3 separate regions of the Homo sapiens genome follow, and regions 1 and 2 are each linked to region 3. Evidence: chromatin contacts called from ENCODE Hi-C or POLR2A ChIA-PET data. All regions are on one chromosome and are shown on one strand. Each heading gives the region's core, a stretch centred on a gene start or an enhancer-like site at or near the end of the contact. The rest is flanking DNA. Distances are from core to core; before and after follow the strand shown. Region 1 holds the start of CDK5RAP3 (CDK5 regulatory subunit associated protein 3). Region 2 holds the start of SNX11 (sorting nexin 11). Region 3 holds the start of TBKBP1 (TBK1 binding protein 1).

Region 1 (3,555 bases), core at 671-3,170, 280 kb after region 3:
AATCAAAAATTTACTAAGCCTCAAGTGTTGTGCTGTGGTGAACAGGAGCTGGGGAAGGAATATTTAGAAATGGCATACCCAGGGCCGGGCGCGGTGGCTCACGCCTGTAATCCCAGCACTTTAGGAGGCTGAAGCGGGAGAATCACGAGGTCAGGAAATCGAGACCATCCTGGCTAACACGGTGAGACCTCGTCTCTACTAAAAATACAAAAAAATTAGCCGGGCGTGGTGGCGGGCGCCTGTAGTCCCAGCTACTGGGGAGGCTGAGGCAGGAGAATGGCGTGAACCCAGGAGGCAGAGCTTGCAGTGAGCCGAGATCGTGTCACTGCACTCCAGCCCGGGCGACAGAGCGTGACTCCGTCTCAAAAAAAAAAAAAAAAAAAAAAAAAAAAGAAAAGGCATACCCAGCGCTGTGAGATCCTGGGGGATCTGGCCTCAGCCTACCCTCCCTCCTTACTCTACCCACTTCTTGGCCAATCTCAGACTCTCCCTTAGCTTCAGCCACCACTCGGACCACAGATTAGCCAGCTTGTGACTCTCCAAGCTGTATCTCCAGCCCCGACAACTCCCTCGAACTCCAAAATTATAGACCCAAGTGCCTTCTGCACACTTTCCATCTGGGGGTCTCCCAGCATTGCCAGACTAGGTTCAAAGCTAGACCCCCTCCTCCCCAACACCTGCTCAGCATCCTGCATCCCTGTCTCAGGTGGTGGTTCCCACCTAATCACCTAGGTGTCATCCTTAGTGTCTCTCTCCTCCACCCAAACAGCCAATCAATTGCCAAGTCCTATACATTTTCCTCCTAAATATTCCTCAGATCCAGCCCTTCCCCTTCCTCCTCATATCTTGTGTCCCAGCTCAGGCTATAATCCCTCGATAACAACCTCCTTCCAGCCTCCTTGTCCCCAGTCTTATCTCCCATGCATCCATCATCCCAGCAGCCTATCTGTACAGGTTCCTCCCTGCCTCAAACCCCTTCTGTGATTCCTCTGTCTGAAGGGATGAAGTCCAAGTTCCTTAATAAGTCTCCCTTTGATATGGCCTTTCCACCCTTACAGCCTCTCCTCTAGCCACTCGCTGCCTCAAACCATCTACGGTATAGAGGTTGGCCTGCCCGCGGAGCCGACTTCATCTTGAAATTCTTCATCATTTTGTAACAAGCAGCTGTGCATTTCCATTTTGCACTGGACCTCACAAATTACGTTGCCCGTCCTGCCTGCCTGTTGTTGCTTGCACCCCTCTTGCAGTTTGTGGCCACCTAAGCTTTGTCTGTGTAGTCTCCTCCACCTAAAACTCCTCTTCCCACATCACCCAGCTATCTTCAGCTCTTCGTTTAGACTCAATGTAGGTGTTCTCTTTGGGACGTCTCACCGACTCTCTTCCTTCCCCTTCCCTGCCCTAATCGCCCAACACGTTGCAGGTGCTCAACCATGTCTATTAGAGAAACTGAATGAGGAGGCAAAGCATGACAAGTGCCACAAGAGACCTGCACACTGCTCTGGATGGTAAAGCGACGCAAGGAGGGAAGAAGGTATTTGCAACGGCCTCCCAGATCGGCGCTAGGACCCCGCCAGCAGACGTCTCAATCTGCGTGGAGAAGACCCAGTGCCCGCCAGGGGAAGCGGCTGCCAGGCTGGGCTCTCGAGCGCCGCCTGTCGCAATCCCACGGCCGCTGCAGCGCACCCCCTCCCGTCCCCTGCCCTGAGCCCGCCTCGCGTCTCCAATTGGCTGTCTCCATTCTCCCGCCCCTCCCGAGCTCAGCCATTCGGAGCCTGGGGTGGGCGGGGCTTGAGGCCTGAGTGGAGCGTAAACCCTGATTGGCTGTACGGAAGGCGGCGACGTGGCCGAAGGATGCCCGTTTGTGTCTAAACGGAGGCTCGGCCACAACGCCACTGGATTGGTGGTAGGGCGGGGCGGGCCACAGTCTCCAGCCTGAAGCGGAAGTGGAGGAAAGATGGAGGTGTGGGGACAGGAGCTGGGTGTGCTGGGGACTGGCCGCGGACCCCTAACCTGTGTCTCCGGTCTCCCTCCGGAAGCGGCTCAACCCAGCCCATCGCTCTGGCCCCGTTCTGGCCCTGCAGGGTGGTGGTTGGGACGTTGAAATGAGCGCGCGAGTGGTACGTCCTCTCTCCGCGCTCACGCCCCCCTCCTCACCGTGTTTCCCGCCAGGACCATCAGCACGTGCCCATCGACATCCAGACCAGCAAGCTGCTCGGTAGGAGGGGGCGCCACCGCGCAGCTGGCTGTCGGGGGGAGGCCTGTGCGTTGCCCCCTGTGTCCAATAGCCGGGAGCTCTGACCCCTGAAAGCCTGAGTCGAGATGCTGACCACTGGCCTCGTTCTATGCCCCATCTGTGGCCAGACCTGCTTCCCTGATAGCAGCGGGAACGAACCATATGTACAGTCTGTTTGACCTGCGTTTTCTCCTTTAATAACATATGTTATCGTATCATTCAGGGACAGGATAAATGACTCGCTTTAAAAACAGTCAACCACTGCCGGGCGCGGTGGCTCATGCCTGTAATCCCAGCACTTTGGGAGGCCGAGGTGGGCGAATCACCTGAGGTCAGGAGTTCGAGACCAGCCTGACCAACATGGAGAAACCTTGTCTCCATGTCTCCATGACTAAAAATACAAAAAAATAAAAATAAAAAGTAGCCGGGCATGGGAGCACATGCCTGTAATCCCAGCTACTCGGGAGGCTGAGGTGGGAGAATTGCTTGAACCCCGGAGGCAGAGGTTGCGGTGAGCAGAGATCTCACTATTGCACTCCAGCCTGGGCAACGAGAGCGAAACTCCATCTCAAAAAGAAGACAAAAAACAGTCAACCACTAAGTGGCACATCTGAATTGGAACTTAAGTCTGTCTGACCCACTGTCCATGCCTTTTGCATTATGCCAGGAAAAAAAAAAAAAACCTCATTTAAAAAGCTTCCACCTCCCCCTTGATTTTAGGAGGAAGAGGGACCTAAGACCCAGTTGCAAATGAAAACCTTTTAGTGTCCAGGCCATCTCCAGGTTGTCTGTATGGGGCTTACATACTTCCTCCCCAGTTCATAGTCAGGGAAGGCCTCTTCATCTGATCACACAGCTCCTGGCATTTTAAAATGCTTATTGGATTCATGGATTTGATGCCAATCTTGTCCTTAAGATGGTGTCTGTTTGACTACCCCAGTCCGTTGCTTCTAGTTCTGTGACATCAACAGAATTTTTCTTTCTGAAAACTTTACAGGAATATAGCAGAGAGAGTATAACTGATACTAGTGTGGGACCCCAGCGTTTGACCGGTTGGCAGAGTTCAAGTTCTGAATTCACCACTCTGTAGTGCCATTTAGTCAGTCCTGCTTGGTGGTCACGGGGGAAGCTTCTTTAGCCTCCCTTCAGATTTGTACTGGCCCTTCAGCCCATGTGCAGTCTTGGTGTGTGAGCTTGTTCTTGGTCATGAAAAGGACCAATAAAATGACCACCATTCATTGAGGGTTTTTTTTTGTACCAGGTGCTGTTTTAGGCACTTGACATGATAAAAATGATCACTGTCATTTTTTGAGTCCTTGCCG
Region 2 (3,417 bases), core at 807-3,306, 410 kb after region 3:
CACTTTGGGAAGCCAAGGCGGGTGGATCATGAGGTCAGGAGTTCAAGACCAGCCTGACCAATATGGTGAAACCCCATCTCTACTAAAAATACAAAAATTAGCTGGGCATGGTGGCGCGTGCCTGTAATCCCAGCTAGTCAGTAGGCAGTTTCTTGAGACTTTCCTGATGAGATCAGTGATGAATTTAATAAATGTGATTTTTTTTTACATTGAATAAATGCATCAACATTGGCTGATCTGCATAACTCTGTACCAGTATTTTCTAAATGGCTTGACTCCCTATCACACTTAACCTTTAAGAAATGACTCCATCTCCAAGGTGGTGTGTACTTAAAAATAAATAAATAAACACTTCCAGTCTCGGCAACATAGGGAGACTCTATGTTGTATAAAATTTTAAAAACTTAAAAAATTATCTGTATAAAAATTTTAAAAATTAACCGAGTATGGTGGCACACGCCTGCGGTCCCAGCAGCTCCAAGGGCTGAGGAGGGAGGATGGCTTGAGCCCTGGAGGTTGAGGCTGCAGTGAGCTGTGATCCTGCCACTGCACTCCAGCCTGGGCAACAGAGCAGGACCCTGTCTCAAAAAAGCAAAGAAAAGTTACCATTTGTTGAATTTGGGTAGTATCAAAGAAGAGTATTCAGAATTGTTTGAGAAGGCTAAAAATACTCTTCCTTTTCTCAACTACATAGCTATATAAGGCTGAATTTTCTTAATGTACCAAAACAACAGAGCACAACAGAGAAAGGGGAAGCACATAGGAGAACCCAGCTATCTTCCTTTTTATTTATTTATTTTTTACAATGGAGTCTCCCAGGCTGGAGTGTAATGGCGCGATCTTGTCTCACTGCAACCTCCGATTCCTGGGTTCAAGCAATCCCCCTGTGTCAGTCTCCTGAATAGCTGGGATTACAGGTGCCCATGACCACGCCCAGCTAATTTTTGTAGTTTTAGTGGAGACGGGGTTTCACCATGTTGGCCAGGCTGGTCTCGAACTCCTGACCTCAGGTAATCCACCCGCCTCCGCCTCCCAAAGTGGTGGAAGTACAGGCGTGAGGCACTGTGCCCGGCCCCTTTCTTTTCTTTCCTCTCTTTTCTTCCTTTTAGCTCTCTCTCTTTTTTTCAGACAGGGTCTTGCTCTGCAGTGATCAGGGCTCACTGCAGCCTCGAACCCCTGGGTTCAAGCCATCCTCCTGTCTCAGCCTCCCGAGTAGCTGGGACTACAGGCGCGTGTCACCATGCCCGGCTAATTTTTAAAATATTTTGCAGAGGCGAGGGTCTCCCTAAGTTGGTAGGGCGTGTCTCAAGCCTGGCCTCAAGCGATCCTCCCGCCTCGGCCTCCCTAATAGTATTGGGATTACAGGCGTGAGCCACCGCGCTAGGCTTGCTGAAATTATCTTTAAATAAGTTGTTAAAAGACCACCAACACATTGAACGGCTTTCTCTTGCTCCCTAGCTGCATGATATTGCTTCGAGTTTGTTTCGGTGTGAGCAATCTGAGTCGCCGGACCCTCTCGAGTCTGACTTTCACTCTGACAATCGGTCCGTGGCTTTACGAATCTGAATCGGAGTCCCCTTGATAGCTCCGCTGGGGAACAGCAAACTACGAGGTTCAAATGGTGGCTCTCGGGACTTAGTGAGGATCCAGGGATGTGGGCTTCCTAAAGCCCCGAACCTCCCACACTGCAGACTATCCCTCGCATAGCGAGAACAAGAGTAACAACCCCCTTACACCCCTCTGCTCCCGGGACCCACTGGCTGCCCGTCGCTGACGCCCCCTGGCCGCTGATTGGCTTCCCCTGACAGTGGGCGGAACGCGGCCCCGGATTGGATATCCATTCGCCGTCCCTCACCCGGCACCTGCGTGCACTCTCCGGCGTCCCAAGTGAGTGGAGGGGGGATCCCGACTCCAGTCCGGGGCCTTGGCCAGCGGAGCCGCGCTATTCGGAAGCGGGAATCCCACTCAGAGCCCGGGCCTGTAGGGGCGGGGCGTCCCGGGCACCCGGGATTGGGGCGTCTCCCGTCGTGCACCGGGGCACCGGCGACTCACCCGGAAGGAGAAGCCGTGATCTGGCTATATGGTGGGGCGCGGGCGGTGTCGCTGTGGGGAGCTGGTGCTGTTCTCAGGTGAGAGGGCGTGGGCGGGGCCTGGGGAGTGGGTGCTGCTCTCCTGTGAGGGGGCGTGGGCTTGAGCGTCAGTAGTGGCACTCGGGATGGTGGCATCGCTTTACATCCTAGGGAGGGACTCTCTTACCACCCGGGATTAAGGCAAGGGCTTGCTCGGGATCCAAGAAAGGAAACCCGGCTTTTCAGTTTACCTTCAAAGTGTATCTTTCACTTCCTACCCCCCAAGCTTAATCGGAAAGAAAGAAGGACCATGTGGACCTTTCGGTCCTAGTTTGTTGAGAATGGAGAAAGAGTGGCCGTAGTAAAAGACTCTGGGGACATTTACTTAAATGGCTAAGACTGGGGGCAATGGCGAGTATTTTACGTGGACACGGGAGACTTGGCGGTAGATTGTGGTCGCCTTTGTTACTTACCTTCCAAGTGAAAGGCGTACGATTAGAGATGGACAAAAAGATGGAGCATAACTGCTTGGTTGAGATCACACAGAGCTTGGTCAGAACTGGGAGCTTCCTCTGTTTAGTACCTGTGATATTTATAATTGGAGCGAGAGCTTTTTGAATTGCTTTCTGCCATCTGGCACTAAAGGCTCAAGATTGAGTAAGAAGGGACGGTAGTCTCAGTAGTTCCATCTACTTTTATCACCTGATTTGTTTCTTAACCTGTCTCTTGAAGTTGTTTAAATGGGAGAGAAAATAAATGGTGAGACTAAAGCCTTGCATTGTTACTATATTAGAAAGCTTTACGATGAATCTACTTTGTAAACAGCAAACAATCGGGTACTCACCAGAGCTACTGGTGCTGGTACAGGTGAAGAAAGTAAAGGAAACTTCAGATGTGGTTGAAAGGGCCCAGAAAATGTAGTTAACACTAAGTTATGTAACTAGCTATGGTCACTGACTCTAGCCTTATTTGGATGAAGTACAGATCCATCTCCCAGATCAGAGAACTAAAGTTAGGAACTTCCTGCTGCTTCTCCAGAGGCAGAACTGAGCTTTTTCTTTTGAGGAGTGGTATCTGTGGGGAGGAATCTAATGGAGAAGAGTGGTTGCTAGAAATTACTACTTGGTGTCTAGGTTTTTGTATTTGTTCCAGTGTTTATTTGTTTGTTTTTTGAGACAGGGTCTTGCTCTGTCGCCCAGGCTGGAGTGCAGTGGTGTGATCTTGGCTCATTGCAGACTCCGCCTCCTGGGTTCCAGCAATTCTCATGCCTCAGTCTCCCGAGTAGCTGGGAGTACAGGCCTGTGCCACCATGCCCAGCTAATTTTTGTATTTTTAGTAGAGACGAAGT
Region 3 (3,681 bases), core at 1,182-3,681:
GCCTGGCTAATTTTTGCATGTTTAGTAGAGACGGGTTTCACCATGTTGGTCAGGCTGGTCTCAAAGTCCTGACCTCAGGTGATCTGCCTGCCTCAGCCCCACAAAGTGCTGGGATTACAGGCATGAGCCACTGTGCCTGGTCCTTTATCACAATTTCTAGTGGTTTTACTTATTCATCTTTTTATTTTTCTGACTTCTCTACCATACTGCAAGCTCTAAGAGAGCAAGAGACATGTATACCTGTCAGAGACATGTTCAGCACTGTATTCTCAGCACCCAGCACATAATAGATGTTCAAGAAATCTTTGCCGAATAAATATACAACGAGCAGGTACCAACCCTCAGGGCACCTTAGAATACAAGGATGGATGGGATATAATCTCTGCTCTCAGAACTGCCTGGTATGAGCAGCAGAACTAGAAATGGAGAATGCAATGAGATCAGGTCCAGATTGGGGGAGGGGGAGGATTTTAGGGCACCTAAACCAGGCCTAATGGACTTTTGCCACCAACCACCTAGAACCAAGGATAGAAGCATTTGGCTGCACCCTGCCAGGTGACTCAATTAGGCCCTGAGCATCCAAGCAGCAGCAGGGGGCTGATGACTCATCCCAGACAGTGTGTGCTTAGAGGGTCCTGGGACCCCTTTTTCCAGTGAGGGAGGGCTTGCCAGTTGGTCTTATGGGTCCTGTTTGTGGCCAAGTCCAAGGTCACCGAGGGTCCCAGAGACAACCCTACACCTCCTAGTCTAGCCTCCAATCTTTTGCCTGGTCCCTTGCTTCAGAAGAGATCTTGGGGAGTACTAGGGAAAGGAACATCTGCCTAGCCCTTGGGATTAGTGGGGTGACAGATGTCCCCACTGGTTTGCCTTCATATCTAGAGGGTAGATAGGTCATCCCACATGGTTCAGAGAAAGCTAGTGCCTCAGAGAACAAGTGGCTGACCTGCCTTCCTGTTCTGGACTACAAACGGGAGCCAGTGCTGGCAGGAAAGACTGAAAGGGAACCCAGCAGGAGGAGGAGGAAGGAAGCCACTGAGAATCCCCCCTTCTATGAAGAGAATGAGTCTAGAGCTCTGGCTGGCTCTCCTGGTAGAAGCTCACCTCTCAGTCCAATTTTCTCCCAGCAGTGAGGAAAGATGGCAGCTGCTGCTTTTCAAAGCTCAGAGAGAGCAAGAAACCTTTTCCTTCCATCCTCCCCCTCGGAGATTCCCACCCCCATCCCACCTCAGGAGCCAAAAAGGTAGGCTCAGGTTCCCAGCAGTCTTCGCAGCTAAGGCTGAATCTGCCAAAAGCCCCCGCCCAGCTTATCCCCTGCTTCCGGGCTTTGCCTCCCTGTCCACAGAGGATGCTCTTCAGCCAGAGTGCTCCAGGGTTCCCCTGATCATTCTCTACCTGCAGCTAGGCTGACCATGCCTCTGTCCACATTATTTAATCCACCAGGCAATACTCAAAATGACATCGTTAACACTTCCTGAGCATTCGCAGGCTGCTGTATTTAGTTCTGATCCCCATTCTTCCTCCATGAGAGTGCTTAGGTGGGGCATGATCTCCAGCTTAGAAAGGTTAAGGTAACTTGCCCAAGGTCACACAGCAGGAAAGTAGCAAAAAACTTGTTTCTCTTGCCCAGCAGTTTGGCAGGTGCTCAAATAATCTTTGTGCACAGGGTGACATCTGTTGTTTCTTCATTTCCCTGACCTGTGGGTACTTGAGGGTGGCCGGGGAGTGGTGTGTGGGGAGGGAGATGGCTGTCCTTCTTCATGAATGAATCTTTGACCTCCTTAGTTTACTCTCACTTCCAAAGAAGTTACAGCTTTAATCTCTCTGTACCCTATGTTCAATGTATTTATCGCAGCAATGCCCCTTTTACCAAGAGCAACGAAGAGCAGGTCTAATGATTTCCTTCTCAAAAGCGCAAAGACCAAAAAAAAAAAAAAAAAGCCAGATAAATAGCCCCACTTCCTCCCCAAATATACAGCCCATAACTAAACAACCAAAACAACCAAAGCATCAGCCGGGCCCCTGCACTGACCGCAGACGCCCCCAACACACGCCACCACGCCACACTGCGCCGGGAGGCGTCGGGGAGGGGGCGCCAGCGCGGGCCGCTGGCGCCGCAGGGAGCCGGTGGGCTCCGGGCGCGCTGCCAGGAAGGGCCGCACCGTAGGGGCCGCCGCCTCTCGCCACGTGGTGGTGGCAGCGGCGGGGTCCGGGGCGCCTTCCCAGCTGGAGAAACCCGGAGCAGCCGGGGAGGAGGAGGCGGAGGAGGCGGCGGCGGCGGAGGAGGAGCGGGGCGGACGGGAGGGAGGGGGTTGGGGGGAGGGGTGGGGGGTGGGGAGAGACCCGGCGGCGGCGACAGGGCGAGGAGCAGAGCGCGGTACCAGGGGGGTGGGGGCACTGGTGCCCGTTTGGGGAGGGAGCAGGCGGAGGGGGTAAGCTGCGATTACAAGCAGGAACCGGCAGCAGCTGTGAGTCCCCGGCTGGGGCTAGGGCTGGGGGAGGGGAGCGGCGCCCGGGCTGGGCCCCAGGGGTCGCGGGGTGGGCAGGAGGAGGCGGCAGGAGGGCGGCTGGCAGCCGCACGGGATGGCTGGGAGGGAAGGGGTCCGGTGTCGGCCGCCCTCATCCCCTCGCGTCCCCCTCCGCCGCCGTTCCTCAGGCCGCGCCACTCCCGGAGCCCCTTCCCCGGCCCCGAGAGGGTGTCCGGGGGCCCAGGGCTCGGCCGGTTGTGGGGGAGGGGGCTGCGTGGTCTCGGCCCCCGAGAGGGGAGGGGCGACAATTTCTGTCGGCCGAGCGAAAGGGGTTTAAAGGGCGGCTCTTAAAGGGGCCGCAGGAGGGGCCCGGGCCGACAGAGGCACTCACCCCTTCCCCAGCCGCCTTCCATTGCGCTCACCCGGGCGCTGGGCCCAGAGAGGAATGCGGAGGAAGGAGGCATTTGTGGTGCGGCCTCGGGGACAGAGCCCCGCCAGCGGGGTGGGCGCAGAGGGGCGGGCGGGGGTCTGGGGGGGTGTGGTAAGCGCTGGCGCGCGGAGCTGGGGGGAGGGGATGGCGTGGGAAGGAGAGGGTTAAAGGTGGGGCCGGCCCTACAAACGCGCGCACACACTCCTTACTCAGACCCAGTCACTCGCGTTTCCCTGGCACTTAGATGGGCCTGTGGGTGGCGGAGGGGGGGGGGTGGATTGAATTGGAGCCTGCGCCGGAGCCCTTTGCACCCCAAGCTCCTGCAGCCCGACCTGGGGGCCCCGCTGTCTGAACTCACAGCTCCCTGCCGAGCCCCCTCTCCGGGGTGCACATAACGCTCCAGCGCGCGCACACACCTCGGACAGTCCCCTCGCGTCTCACGTGACACGCGGCCCGGACGTGCCACCCTGCCCACGCGCTCACGCACGCGTGCACACACCAGCCTCCTGGTCGCTGCCCCACTCCGTCCCGACGCCCCTGCGACCCCGAAGGCACTCATTGACTGACACACCTACACTCATTCACAGACGCACACTCCCCCCATACGCCAACCCCAGACACACATTCATAACCAGGCCCGAGAGAAGTACACACGCACCCCCTCACTGCCTACTCCTGCTTTCGGGAGCCTGAGTCATTCCTGCCCCCTCGTAGGGTTCCCCATTTCCCGGTGCGCGGGCACCCTGAGACAGCCTTGGGAATTCGTTCGCGTCCCCTTCCACCTGG

The links. A loop is a pair of places that touch in the nucleus more often than their neighbours do. ChIA-PET counts read pairs that join two places held with the same protein, here RNA polymerase II (POLR2A). Pooled maps may share reads with other maps.
Region 1: a loop to region 3 is called in a pooled map, with 3 times the contacts of the local background. The contact joins the promoter of CDK5RAP3 here to the promoter of TBKBP1 in region 3. A Hi-C loop is called at or near these places in 3 of 50 pooled maps. POLR2A ChIA-PET finds 5 or more read pairs at or near these places in 2 of 52 experiments (GM10248 and Panc1).
Region 2: a loop to region 3 is called in a map of tibial artery, with 4 times the contacts of the local background. The contact joins the promoter of SNX11 here to the promoter of TBKBP1 in region 3. A Hi-C loop is called at or near these places in 1 of 168 maps with a recorded cell type or tissue (tibial artery) and 4 of 50 pooled maps. POLR2A ChIA-PET finds 5 or more read pairs at or near these places in 2 of 52 experiments (SK-N-SH and naive thymus-derived CD4-positive, alpha-beta T cell).

The regions. Positions count from the first base shown.
Region 1 is chr17:47,969,193-47,972,747 of GRCh38, forward strand. It overlaps CDK5RAP3 (CDK5 regulatory subunit associated protein 3), which reads left to right and starts at 1,921. Exons shown (of 14, transcript NM_176096.3): 1 at 1,921-1,960; 2 at 2,170-2,215. The coding sequence starts at 1,955. RefSeq lists a silencer at 1,572-1,861 and an enhancer at 2,283-2,910.
Region 2 is chr17:48,105,710-48,109,126 of GRCh38, forward strand. It overlaps SNX11 (sorting nexin 11), which reads left to right and starts at 2,057. Exons shown (of 7, transcript NM_013323.3): 1 at 2,057-2,129. RefSeq lists a silencer at 2,063-2,222.
Region 3 is chr17:47,691,730-47,695,410 of GRCh38, forward strand. TBKBP1 (TBK1 binding protein 1) reads left to right here and starts at 2,432. Exons shown (of 10, transcript NM_001394755.1): 1 at 2,432-2,465. RefSeq lists enhancers at 2,187-2,867, 2,868-3,547, 3,548-3,681 and silencers at 2,651-2,780, 3,031-3,090.